Regions from separate parts of the Mus musculus genome. Here region 1 is linked to region 2. A link is a contact called in ENCODE POLR2A ChIA-PET data. All regions are on one chromosome and are shown on one strand. The core of a region is the stretch at or near the end of the contact, and the rest is flanking DNA. Distances in the headings are between cores, read along the strand shown. Region 1 holds the start of Gmpr (guanosine monophosphate reductase). Region 2 holds the start of Mylip (myosin regulatory light chain interacting protein).

Region 1 (6,741 bases), core at 3,911-6,410, 120 kb before region 2:
GTCTGAGGGAGGCCATTCCTCTCTGCTCCGCACTACTACAGCCCCCTCCCATCCTTGGGTCCAGACTGAAAACAGAATTCCTGGTCTCAAATACTCTTTTAATTCTGTCTAACATGTACAAGAGCCTCTGCACTCTGTCCCCAGCTGAGATCACAATATATATCTTGGCATACCAAAACCTATCTGCAGGACGCACGCATGCATGCCTGTATACATGCACAAACACACACACACACACTCACTCAACCTTGACAATGAACCCTTCACTTCCTATCTCTGCAAGGCAGATTCCTGGCACTGGAGGTATGGGGTTCAGCAGTAAAACCTGTGTTTAGCAGACACTAGGCTCTGCCAGCAAACCTTTCCCTCCCAAATGATATAAGGCAGATTCTTCCCGATATTTAATTCTAAGAAAGAGAAATGAACTTATCTGTCCTAACCTTATCTACCCAGACACACACACACACACAGTCCTCTTGTTCACACAGAGATAAATAGTTTACTCCAACCTCCCAGGGTTTTACTCTACCACAGCTGCTGAATGCCCCCCAGATACAGCACCCCAAAATACCCACTCAGAAACTCAAAAACTTCCCCCCCCCCTTCACCACCTAAAATGACTTCTGTTTTCTTTACTGGGTCAGTCTGATCATTACCCAGCACTCCGCAGGTCTAAAGTACACACAGCCACATTTATGGGCAGTTGCATGTAATGTAATGAGCGAGCCAAGCTAAGCTTAAGGAGCCACTACAGGAAATATGCTACACTGTCCTAACAAAGCAATCATGCATGGACATGGCAAGAAAGGTACAGGACAGTACCGGGAACACCCACCCACCCACACACATTTCCTTCCCAAATCCTTAAGGTTGAGTGAGGCCATGTCTGTATGTTAAGCCCAATGGACTGCCACCAACACCATCGCAAACAACTGCCACTTGACTCTGGAGTGGGAGAGGATGCCCCAGAAGCATGGTTAGCCTTTGGGGGAAACATTCCAGGAAATGGACCACAAAGGCCTCAGGATCAGATTGCAGCCGCTTGGGAAGGGAATTCCAGTATCCTGACTCCCTGGGACAGGCCTTTCTGGATACTGACGTGACCCCCCAGGAAGCTTCTCCACGGGTTCTTGTGCTTCTGAAATGTGCATGTACAGCTTAGCACCACTGTGAGCCGCGCAGTCCCTCAGCGCAAAGGGCATCTAGAGCCGGAGCCCACGGTTCACACGGTGATGATCTCCGCAAACATGTCAAGACCTCTCCCAAGCTGCATCAGTCAAAGCTTCCGTGTTGGACACTATATTTTAGAGTGCCTCCCTCGGTGATTCCGAGGCACTCGTGAGGAAGAACAAATCTGGGCAGGCCTTCTAACACCACAAAACAAAGTTTAAATAGGCTGTTACAGGTTAAACTGTGGCTCCCCCAAATGGTACTGAACTCTTAACCCTAGTACCTGTGAAATGGAACCTTATTTGAGAATAGTGGCCAAGTTAAGTTGAGGTCACCTAGGGTTTAGAAAAACCCTTATCAATGTTCTTATCAAAAGGGAAACACTTGGACACACGAACACCAAAGGAGAACAAAGGTGAAGTTACAGGGCTGAAGTTAGGGGCTAGATTTGGGCATTTACATGTTGAGGAGGGTCAAAAGTAGCCAGCAAGAGCTGGAGACATTCGTGGGAGGTACTGACTGCCTCACAAACAGCTCTCAAAAGAAACCTACCCCATAGACACAACTCAGAGACCACCAGCCTGCCTAACCAGGAAACAAACCAGCCTGATGGTAGAGCCACCTCTTCTGTAGTTCCCAGTTGGAGCAAGCTCTCGACACAATGCCAAGGTAAGAAAATACACAGGATCAGAACTGAGACTAATGGAGCCCCCTTTTACTGTAGATTCTCTCCACTCTGTCCTGTTCTCTGTCCCCTGTGGGCCAGCCTGTCACAGATGGGGACTGCTAGACCTATCTCTCTTCAATGGTCCAACAATCGTGATAGGGTTGTAAGCGGATGGAAGGCCATTTGCATGTGCCCTGTCCTAGGACAAGCAGATGGCTCTCTACAGTGCATATTCTCCAATCCCAACTTTCAAAATCTGGTGTTCACATGTTCAAAGTTAAAAACAAACAAACAAACAAACAAGCAAATAAACAAACAAACTCTTGTGGGCCCAAGAGACGGCTCAGTCACTAAGGCGTTTGCCATACAAACATGAGAATCTGAGTTTGATTCCCCAAAACTCAAGTTAAACAGCTGGGTATAGAGGCACACTTATAATCCTCAGGGTTGGGGAGGCAGAAACAGGCAGAGTTCCCTGGAGCTTGCTGGCCAGCCAGACTAGACTGCTCCACGAGTTCGGGGGGGGGGGGCGGGGGGTCAGCAAAAGTTCCTGCTTCAAAAATGACATCATAATAATCTTTTAAAAGGTGGACAGTGCCTGAGTGTCTGAGGGATAACACCAGAGGCTGACTTTTGGTCACCACTAGTGCATCTGCACACACACGTGTGTGCATATAAAGCATGCATAAATATGTTCACACAAGCAGAAATTCTTACTTAAGAACTGGGATGGGGTTGTTAAAGCCAGTACTGGGTCCCATGGAATGATGGTTGCCTCGTGTGTTTCAGAGAAATCCAAAAATCTTAACTCAGGCAACAAACCCTGTGGCACTTCCATCTTTGATACCTTGAGCTAGATAGACTTGGGAGATGACTAGCCTGCTCCTCCATAAATGCATTGCCTAGTTGCAACGACTCTCCCTGTCCCCCTGCCTCTGGAACAAATTTCATTTCCTGTAAGCTGATGAATCAGGTCTGGTTCTGAACAAACTGCTGCATTGGTAAAAACCCATCCCTGCCAGGTTCTGTTCTAGTTGGTATCCATTTTCTCTTATGCCTCCCCCTCAAAGCTGTTGAAATGTTAATTGCCTATCTACCCCACTGTTTCCAATCCGCTTCTACATATTATTTCTACCTGGGCGAACTCACTTCAAGCCCCTGGTTGTGCCTGCCTGATAGCACGAGAAACGCTGAGCTGGAACGGTAGAGAGGCCAAGGCAGCCCCTTCTGCAGTGCCAGGCAAGCAAGTGGCATTATGTGAGCTCATCCACCAGGCAGGAGTGGCCAGCCACAGGAGGCTAGACCACAAACAATCGGAAGAGCCAATCCAGGTAGTTCTCTCACAAAAGCTACAATATGAGACAACAGTCCTCTAGGGCACAATTCTCACTGTGACAGGTATACACAGATTCCAAGATTCAACCCAGGCTGGGACATTAAGAGAGGCCATCAGCCCCAAACCAGGGGTTGCATGACATCATACGGCTCACGTAAATATTAACACTGCCCTTTCTCAAGAGCTTTGCTAGTTCAGAAAATGCATAGACCCTTGCTGTGGATGGATAAACGTGTATGTGTTTATAAATAAGTGGCTCATGTCTAACTAAAATTTAAACAAACATTAAAAAAAAAAACAGACAAACACTGAAGCCACCAAATTATTAGTCAGCCTAGAATGCAAACACTTCATCCTGACCTGGGTTTAGGAATTTACTGGCTCCTAGTTTCTATTCAACACTCCGGGGGTAGGGGTGGGTGCAGGGGGGGGGGTTCTCTAGTGTTTATTTTTGTTCCAAGGGTTTGCCCTGTTTTTTAGCATCTGAAAGCACAGGATGACCAGCAGCCCCAGTGGCATCTAATCTGGATGGGTAAGAGTCCATCACTCCCCCTTAACCCACCCCCCAAGTCTTGCCTGGTCCAGTTCTGCCTCCAAGCTGCCAATACCCCTGCTTCAGGAAAGTTCTACTCTCTCATTGGCTAGCCCAGAAGGCAGTCCTAATTCATACCAACCCTCAGCTGGCAGCTGCAGGCACTGCAGTCGGGCCTGGGCACCGGAGCGAGTTGTTTGCTGAGGGGATTTATTTATGGTCTTGTTTGTTGAGCAAAAGGGATGGGGCGGGCAGGCAGGCTTAGCTTCCCCCAACCCCCGCCCCTGTCCTTTCAGGCTCTTCCTCCTGAACTCCCCCCAACAGAGCCAAGCCACGGTTCAGGAACAACTCCACCAGCGAGCTCCGCCTTTCTAGAAAACTATTTATCCTTCAAGGTCTGACCTCGGCCGTCTCCCGTCTCCACCTGTTCCCAGGCGCTCATCTTATCATGGTACAACTAACTTCCAAATGGCCCAAATGACCCTCACCCCAGCGCTGTCCGCTTGCATTACTCTGGGCTGGAACTGCAAGCTGTCCAGTACCGCAGAGTGCCACCAAAAAGCAGGTCCCCAGCTCAGCTCCTGCAAGACCATTTAAACTCAAGAAAAAAAAAAAGAAAGAAAGAAAGAAAGAAAAGAAAAGAGAAAAGAAAAGAAGTGCCTGCCGGGAGCGCCCGGCTTTTCCGCCCGGTTCGCAGACACAGGACCTGATGCTAAATCAGCAGAGGCAGGTCCCAGCGCCAGGAAACACTGTTCCAAATTCCAAGCTTGAATCTGCAGTTGTATTTCCCTTCCTTTCATCCTAGCCCCACTGTTTCCTCTCCTCCCCGGAGCGCCTCTCCTGAGACCATTCCTTTTAAAGTCACTGGACATTCGGTTGGTTGATCTTAGCTCCTCTGTGTCAGTGTGAACTTCCCCAAGCCCACCACCGGTAGGCAGACGCATTTATAATTCCAGGCCCGAACTAGCACCCCCTTGTCACTGGCCCTAACTAGAGACAATCCAGGTGTAAGAGAAAACCGACTGGCCTTCCCCCTTTCTCAGGTGGGGGAAAGGGTGTGACGCCCCTGCCTCGGGCACAATTAAGGCACCCTGTGCCTCCCTTTGCACCCACTTCCCCCTTGCCAACCCGAAGGCGGTATGCCAGCGGCCCCACCTCGGATCGGCTCTTGAGGCTGCTCCGCTTAGGTCGCAGCAGAACATCCTTGAAGTCGAGTTTAAGGTCCGCGTCTATGCGGGGCATGGTGCTAGCGGTGCGCGGTAGCTTCCTGCGGCGGAGGCGGTGCGAAGGCCGGCGTCAGCCGGGAGCTGCGGGGCGCGTGCGTACAGTGGCGCCCGGGTGGCTGTGCGCAGACTGGTGCTCCGCGAACCCGGTGCGCACGCCTTGTTCTTATGCCCGCGCACCCGGAGCCCCCAGCTCCGTTCCCCAACGCCAGGCGCCCCAAGGGAGCGCCCCGCCCCCGGCTTCCAGGTCCCGCCCACATCCCGGGTCTCTGAGCTGAGCCCCGCCCCGGGCCCAGTTCTCTCTGCCTAAGCGCCCCCTCCTTCTGCTTGAGTCTAGCAGTGAGCCTGGATTCTGCCATGCAGCACCCTAGAGAGCTCTGACCTGGGCTGAGCTGCGAAATGGGTGCGGATTAGACTTGCACAAAGTCTCCCATTCCCCGGGGTATACCCTGATCGTACTCATAGGGGTGACCAAAGGAGAAGGTTAGGAGACCAGAGAGTACGTTTTGTTTTGTTCCGTTTTGTTTAGGACCGGGTTTCACTATGTAGCTCTTGCTGTCTTGGAACTCACTATGTAGACCAGGCCTGCCTCAAACTCACAAGAGATCTGCCTGCCTCTGCCAAAGACATGAGCCACTAAGCCTGGCTGTAGAGTATGGCCTTCATATGTGTTCCAAAGTGAATTCCCAAACCCCCTCTAAGGAGGGAGAAGCAGAGAGCTCACTGACTTGGTCCAAAATGATAGTCAAATGCTTAGCTCCTGCTGAATGCTGGCAAGGTAGACAAAAAGATTGCTGGAGATCAGAGCTCACATGCAGGATTCTTTCGGAATACGTGAGAAAGGGCCACCTTCTTTGGCATATACCCATGATTACATATCACAGACCAAAGTCAACCTCCAGGCTCCTCTGGTAACACACATTTGTAAGAAATGTCAAGGCCCCTGTGATAGAGAGCCTTCTTGTTCTCACCTCCCCAACTCACCCTCCACTATGCTAGTTCCAAGGCTGTTCCAGCTGACCTGCTCTCCCACCTCCTCCTTGTAGAGGGTAGGAGTCTCTCATCATTTTTGCTATTCTTCTCCCCCCCCATTATTTTCTCTATCCTCCCCACAAAAAGCCTATCCACAACCAGTCTTCTTTTCCTCTCTGCTCTGGACTCCTCCAGGTGCCTCTGGCTGTTCTTTCTTTCTTATCTACAATAAAAAGTGTGGTGGTTTGAGCAGGAATGGCCCCTATGGGCTCCCATATTTGAATGCTTAGTAATCAACCTGTGAACAGTGAACCTTTTTGAAGAGATTAGAAGGATTAGGAGGTGTGGCCTTGTTGGAGGAAGTATGTCACTGGGGGGTGGGGGGTGGGCTTTGAGGCCCAGGGTCATTCCATCTGCTTGGCATGCTGTCTGGCATAATGGTAATGGACTAAGCCTCCAAAACTGTAATCGAGCTCCAAAGAAATACTTTCTTTTATAAGAGCTGCTTTGGTTGGTCCTTCACAGCCACAGAACGGTGACTAAGACAAAAACCTTCTCCAGAACTAATGAAAACTCACCATCCTGGAGCTTTCTTTACTGTGCCCTTACTTACAAAAGGCTAAAAGTTTTGGCTTCCCTAATTCCCCTCTCAGTGTGCCCACCAAGTGTTGAGACAGGCCTCCAGTGTGCTCAAGAAGAAACCATTGGGTGATTATCCAAAGAGGGGGTGGGTTTGAGACTGTGTCAGTCAGTGGCAATGAGCATGACCAGTGTTCCAGCTAAAGCAGAAAAGTGTGTATGTGTGTGTGTGTGGGGGGGGGGGGGGGATGAACACAGGAGC
Region 2 (7,573 bases), core at 1,797-4,296:
GAAGCTTTCACAAACTAGTTTGGTCGGTCTGTCCATCTGTCTATCTGTCTATGGGCCAGTGAGATGGTTCAGATGTTTGCTGCTGAGCCTGACAACCAGAGTTCAGACTCCAGGTCCAACACAGTAGAGGGAGAGAAGAGGCTTCTGAAAGCTGTCCTCTTACCTCCACACATACACAAGTACACAGAGACACTGAGTAAATGTTTTTAAAAAAGGACAGAGCCTCTTGTGGTTAATACAGACAGTTCAGCATCTGTAAGTATGCCACTACATGAATATTTGTAAGGTATTTTCAGAAACAGTAAAAATTTCTTATGCCAGGTTCCTTCATAAACAAAATCTCTCTCAACCTTTAAAAGGCCACAGCAAGGCAGGCAAAGTGGACATTCCAAATCCAAATGGATGGTAGTTTTTAATGTTTCCATCGCTTGTTTAGTAAATAAAAAAAAGTGGTAAGTTAAACCCTCTCAGAAGAGCCTGTTCCCCATTAGGAGTCGAAATCTGCAGGATCACGTGTTTCACATGCGTGGCCCATTGCCAAGCCACAGGAGTATGGAAAACATCAGTGCTGGGATCCAAAGTTTGCTGTGGCTTTCAAAGCAATCATTTTCCTTTTTTCCACACGCCACTGTAGTCTCTTGCATTTTGGTAATAAATATTAAACATCACCTTCCTATTTTGGTTCATCTTTGAGAAAAGTATTATATAGTCAGCTCAGAGGGAAACGTACCGGGTATGTGTGTGTGTATTTTGGTCGTTTGAAAAGGAGACCACACCCACAGGCTTCGGTTGTCTACCATGGCTGGTGGCCCTTAGTTTAACAAGGAGGAAAAAAACAACAACACATGTCCAACAATCATTTTTAATAAATCTGTAGGCTGAAATTTACTTTACAGTGGCCCCTCAAAGAGTTCTTTTATTAAGATTTTGTGAAACTTAAAAAAGTTTTAAAATCTGTAGGAGGCCAGACAGAGCCGCTCCTGCTACACACTGTAATCTGACACTTAGGCTGAGGACTGACCAAGTTTAAGTAACCCAAGAGGAACTGTTTCCTGCTTTCCGCTAGAACGGTCTACAGTGACCTGTAGTAACACTGCTGAGGCGGGGTTACTAGCGGGCGTTAGATGAAGCTGTCAGGAAGTTGGTTTTCTTTTTGTTTGTAAGAAGTCAACCCTGCCTCTCCCACTAATATTATACAGAACAGGAAAAACAAAAACAAAACAAAACAAAAAACCAAGTGTTGAAAAACCCACCCAGGCCAACTGTGCTTTGGAAAACTTGAATTTTTCCTGAACTTCCTTTGCACCAAGTCAATTTTGCCAGGGAACATCTCCGGGAGGGCACGATAGCTACCACTAAATGGAATCTGAGGTGTACTTGACATTGGTTTGTTTCGGCCTCGCTTTACCTTGTCTGCTCCTGTAAGATGAGATGAGGCTCCACAAAGAACTTGACCCTCAGTTTAAGGCGGTAAGGTGCCAGCCCATCCATCTGCTGGGAGATCCGGTTTCTCAGATTCAGCCATAAGCTCTCACCTTTGCTCCCCGTGAACTGCAGCCCAAAATAATCAACCTCGATGATCCCTAGACGCCTGCACACCTAAAAACAAAACCAAAGGTATGGGGTGTGAGCAGTGCAAACCTAAGGGCTCCATCCGAGGAGAGGACTGGCCCCTGCTTTCCCAAAGTTCTACCTTCTTGCAATGCCAGTTGGTAGACCGACCGGAAAAACAAGGTTTTAAGGAAACAGCAAAGCCAAAACGCAGCCCTCCAGTGGAGGCTTGGCCTTGCTTGACTATTTCTAGGGTCTGACCAATGGCACAGGGAAAGGGGTCCCCCCAAAACAGACTTCCCAAAAGGCTGAGGTAGAAGAACACACAGGGTGTTTTATTTCTTATTCCAATCGCTGGAATTCCCCCCGCCACCCCCCCCCTCCGCCCCGCAGCACCATCTGCACAGCTGATTTGGCAGCGTATTATCTGGACAGTTTTAACCATCTGGATTCCAAAAACACAAACGCATTGAGGAAGCATGCTACAAGTGTCAGCTAAGCTTTACAAGCGCCTTTCCAAACAGCTCAGGTCCACAGGTCTCGTAGACACAGTATTTCAAGGGGTCAAATGGGCCTGCCAATATCCATTAGGCACACCCCGTTAGGAGCCTTAGTCACCCTTAAGAAAACACACGTGTAAAGACCCCTCAAGAAGGAGGCTGCCTGCAGAACCGTCCCCCGCAAATTACTCAATATACTCTGGATCCCTAGCAAGCCTAGAGTGTCAGGTGAACAGTCCTTCTGAGAAGCGGCTTGAGATTCGGGCCCACCTGATCAGCTAGGGAGCCCCGGGGCCAGCGACCGCTTGCAACCATCTCATCCCGGGACGCGGGTGGCGCTGCCGGGCTTTGCAAGGACTCCACGGGAGGCATCACACACACACACACCTGCGGCAGGTGTGCCGGGCCACCTTCTTTAGAGAAAAGTGCCAGGCTAACGGACAGGGTGGAGGTTCCCAGCAGTGTTCTGGTCTCCGGGCCCCGGATCCCCCACCGTAAGCGTCCTCTATGCTCCCCCCGCCCCCCCCCCACCGCACTCTCCACTCGCGGGGAGGAGGAGGAGGCTGGAGCCTGGCGTCCCGGGAGCACTCCACGGGCCGCTGCTGCAACGTCGCCCGGCTCCCGGGGAGCATCCCCGAGCCCCGAGGCTTCCCGGGGACAAGAAGGGATCCCCTTTCCGATCGCCGCCCTCACCTGGTTGAGACAGTCCTCGCCGTTGGCTTTTGCCTCCACCTCTACCTCCATCAGCACCGCGTCCGGCCTCGTCACATAGCACAGCATGGCTGGGGCCGCCGCCACCGCCGCTTCTTCTCGGGTGTGCGCCGGAGCTGTCGCCTCACCGCAATTGCTCCAAGTCGACTCCGGGCTCCGTGAGGAAGGTGCAGCCGTGCGGCCACCCGCCCTGCACCCCACGCAGCCGCCACTCGCGTCCCCGCCACCCCCACGACAGCCAGTTCCCGGGAGCTACACGGCCGCGCCGCTCCGACAGCCCTACTGCCTGCGCCGCTACAGGCACGCGTCTTTTATAGAGGCCCCGCCCCTCCGGCACCGGACTCCGCCAATCACAGCGTGCTTGCCCCTCCTCCCCAGCTCCGGCAACCAATTCCCAGTCTCGGTGGGCTGAAGCCCCGCCTCCCGGCACCGCCTGTGGAGCTGCGGGAGGTGGGAGCCCATCCTCTCCCCAATCCCCAGCACGGTCGCGGCCTCTGCCACTGGGCGACGCTCCTCCCAGCCCGCTGTCGCCCGCAGCTCCAGGGGACGCCTTTCTGTCCGGGTTTGAGAGAACTGTGATCAAAGGCTCCTGTGATGCTACGTTGCTACTACGGTTCTCAGGACTCCTGCGTGGGGTTACTCTAATAACCAGGTGGTTTGTGAAAGCCAAAAGAGAAGCAAGCAAGACAGAGAGCCTAAAGAAGAGGCTTTTCCGCTGGCATTTGCCACCGTGGGTTGTCAAAAGAAGAATCTAAGTAGAAAAGTTTTTGCAGCTGACCCAATATAAGCCGGTAATTTGATCCAAGCACCATTCTTATATTAACTCGTGCCAAGGGTTTCTATGTGTGGGTTCTGCTACATTGAAACACCTTACCAAGTTATGTCACCCAGCCTATCTCTCATCCAATTCGTTCACTATACACCTGGTACACTCCCTGCCCTTTCTTTCAGACACCCAGATGTTACCCCATCTTAAAGATAACAGGCTCATCTCAGGACCTAGCAGGATGGGAATCTCAATACAAGAGATTAGTGGTTAAAGGTGTACAACCTTCATATTTTTACCACCTGTTTCTCTTGGCCTATACTGTCTTTTTTGGTTTCTAAGATAAGCCGGGAGATATGGGTTTCAGCCTTGGATCTTTGGAAAACTCCATCTCTCTGAAGCTCAGTGTCCTCGCAGAATGGAGACTAGCTATTTTTGGACACCCCCTCCTGCAAGCCGCCCCCCCTCGCCCCAGCACCGCTGGGAAGCAATCTAGCCATCCCTGCCTGCCAATGACCCTATCTCTGTGCCGTTTGTTTGCTGTGCGTTTAAGACGAAGTCTTGCTGTATAGCTCAACCTGGTGGTGCACCTCGTACTTGGGCTCAGTGATATTTATTTCTGACGATGGGGAAAACATCGGAGAAGGACTGGGATCTTAGCAGAGCCCTCGCGGAGAGAACTGTTCAGTCTTTTGGCTTTGTGTTTCAGGAACACATGGTACAGTTCTCGAACTGCTCCAAGTCCAGTGTAAGCTTGCATTCATCCACCGGTCTACTGCTCATTCCTTTCCTTCCCGGAAGCAGGTCTGGCACGTGTACCTGGGAGATAACATTTAGATTATCTAATCTGTGGCCCATCGCTGGAAATTTCACCATAAGGAGAGGAGGCAACATGGAAATTGGTTGTATTGCTTAATATTTTTGAAAGGCCAAAACTTAACCAGCTTAAACAAGGGGGAACTTAGGGGACAGATTTGGGGAAATTCCTAGATACTGGGAGTAGAAAGGAGCTGAAGAAGAACAAAAATAAACAAACAGAATAAACAAAGACAAGACAAGAAACAAAAACAGAAACATTTCTATTTAACTATCTTTAAAACTATCTTACTTTGGGGTTTGGCAAGGATTTTTTTTAAATGGCTTTCTTTCATAGAAATGATTCTATATTTATATTTTTAATATGAGCAGCTAAATAATTTGTAGAAGCGAAGGAAATGTCAGGTTTAAAATTTTTAATTAAGAAAAATTTAACAACCATCAGTTACTTACAAACCAGTTGCATGGCTAACAATGACATAGGCATCTCTTTAACCCACATCCATTGAATTCCTTCTGTGAGATCCTCAATAAAGAGCTAATCATTTTAAAACCAAGTATCTCCAGAAAAGAGCCAGCAAAGGGGCTCTGTGGATTAAGGTACCTGCCACCAAGCCTGATGACCTGAATTTGACCCCAAGACCCATGGAGCAACAACCACAGGTTGTCCTCTGACCGATACGTGTTACATATATGAACACTAAAGTGTAAAAATTAAACTAAGGCATCGCCAGTTACTACTGAAGAAAAGAGGTGGTTTTAACAAAAGAGATCAAGGGCTGGGATTGAAACTCAGTTGATAAAGTGATCACGTAGTATGGACTTAGCCCCGAGTACCATCAAGTGGCCCTGGTGGCAACAGTGTGCCACCACTGTGTAATGGCAACAATGTGCCACCACTGTGTGTAATGGCAACAGCGTGCCACCACTGTGTGTAATGGCAACAGCGTGCCACCACTGTCTGTAATGGCAACAGTGTGCCACCACTGTGTGTAATGGCAACAGTGTGCCACCACTGTGTGTAATGGCAGCAGTGTGCCACCACTGTGTGTAATGGCAGTGGTGAGACACCACTGTGTGTAATGGCAGCGGTGTGACACCAGGCCAGCAATCCCAGCAGCACTTGCAGGATAGAGGTAGAAGCATCAGAAACTTGAGGTCATTGTAGGTTAAGTAGGGAGTTTGAGGATATCTTTAGCTAAAGACTAGACCTCAAATTAATTAAATAAAAAATTAAATAAATAAAAATTAATTAGTGAATGAACTGAGTGATTGAAACTCTTAGCCAAATGTTGTGGCACACATGCACACATGCCTGGAATCCCAGCACTTGGGAGGCCTCTGAGGTAAGTAGATCATGAGTTTGAGGCCAGCCTGGGCTACACAGTGGGACTCTGTCTAAAAGTGTATAAAGAGCTTGCTGTGGAAGCTTGAGGACCCTAGCACCCACATAAAAAGCAGGGCTTGGTGGTGTGTGCTCTTAATCCCTGGGTCGGGAGGAGAAAAAAGGAAGAACCCAGGGGCTCATTGGCCAGATAGTCTAGCCAATCCGTGAGCTCAAGGTTTAGTAAAAGACTCTGCCTTTCAAAAAATAAAATTGAAAAACTTCACAAAGCAGAAGCGTGTTATTGGTGTCTAATGTCAACCCCTGGTCTCCACGGAGCATGTGAAAAAACAGACATAAAACACGCAGAGGCATAAACAAGCAAACAAAACCCTCCAAAAAAGTTAAAAGCAGAAGGCCAGGGAAAGAACTGATGTCTGGGGAGAAAAGGATCGATCCAGGTTTCTCCTGGTGCGCGTGGAGGAGGAGGCTGTGTGTGGAGGAGGAGGCTGTGCGTCCTGTCTCTTCCCTCCTGTCATTTCTTCCCCGGGATAAGACAGAGACTGGTTAAGAGATGAGAAGGCTGCGTGAGAAAGCACGTTATGTTTAAAACACTCTGTTAGGGAATAGAAAACCCACCGCAGAATTGCTTCTTAGAAGACTCCACCATCTGCTAAAGCTACAGAGCGTCTGGAGCCAGTTTTAAGCCCCAGCTGAGTCTAGCTCCAAAATAAGAGACTCGGAATATCCAGGTCCGAAGGTTGAGAAGTGAGACGGATTGAGTCGTGTTTGAAGCCAAGGAAGACGCTCTTGCTGTCTGCTTTCCGTTGCTCTCAAGCAGGGCATGATGTTCCTGCCTGTAATTCCTAGCACCCAGGAGTCTGAGGCAGGGAGGCGATCATAAATTTGAGGCCAATCTGGACTACAATTGAGTTCTGTCCAGCATGGGGTAGAGAGTGAGACCCTGTCCTCCTCTCCCCCCACCCCTGAACCAAAAGAATAAAGCTTTACTCAGCTAGTACAGTAAAAATATGGCCCGCACGAATGTAGATTATTAAAAGTAAAAACAAAACAAAAGCAAAAAACTGTATCAAAGTGGTAGAATTGATGAACTCAGTACATGTCTTAGGGTTTTACTGCTGTGAACAGACACCATGACCAAGGCAACTCTCATACAGACAACATTAATTTGTGGCTGGCTTACATGTTCAGAGGTTCAGTCCATTATCCTCAAGGCAGAAACATGGCAGCATCCAGGCAGGCATGGTGAAGGAGGAGCTGAGAGTTCTATATCTTCATCTGAAGGCTGCTAGTGGAAGATTGTCTTAAAGCCCATGCCCACAGTGACACGCCTATTCCAACGAGGCCACACCTTCAAACAGTGCCACTCCCTGGGCCAAGCATATTCAAACCGACACTACAGTTCTGGCTGCTCCAATGGACTCAAACATTGGCTTTTCTTCTGTCTTGTACGCCAGGTTGCAAGAGTAACACACGTCACGTGAAGCAATGGTTATGCCCATACAGATTCTCCTGGCTGAGCATGTGGTCTGCTCAACATGGCTGGGGACCTACTTCTGCTCATTATATCCTTGTCATTGCACGCAGGGCTGCAGAAGCCCTGCACTGGGTCCCAGGTGAGGCCCTTAGGAGAAGTGGCCGCATCACTTGCCACAGCCGCCTCTTTCTCTCCCCATTTATTTGTAAGAGCACCCCTGGAGGAACAGTTATCTACTGCCTGAAAAGCTGCCCTTTTGCCTTCACACATTATTCGAGCTAATTATTCACATAAGTAACGCTTCATCAGGCATACGTGTGTTAAAACAAGTTGAGTGAGCTGAAATCTCTCATTTGAAATATTAGCCTCACAAAACTCAGTAGTTTAATTTGATCCTCGCCTACCAC

What was found. ChIA-PET counts read pairs that join two places held with the same protein, here RNA polymerase II (POLR2A).
Region 1: POLR2A ChIA-PET joins it to region 2 with 12 read pairs in Patski. The contact joins the promoter of Gmpr here to the promoter of Mylip in region 2. POLR2A ChIA-PET finds 5 or more read pairs at or near these places in 2 of 5 experiments (Patski and embryonic stem cell).

The regions. Positions count from the first base shown.
Region 1 is chr13:45,505,863-45,512,603 of GRCm38, reverse strand. Gmpr (guanosine monophosphate reductase) reads right to left here and starts at 5,160. Exons shown (of 9, transcript NM_025508.5): 1 at 4,861-5,160. The coding sequence starts at 4,947.
Region 2 is chr13:45,385,215-45,392,787 of GRCm38, reverse strand. It overlaps Mylip (myosin regulatory light chain interacting protein), which reads right to left and starts at 3,046. Exons shown (of 7, transcript NM_153789.3): 1 at 2,745-3,046; 2 at 1,409-1,599. The coding sequence starts at 2,831.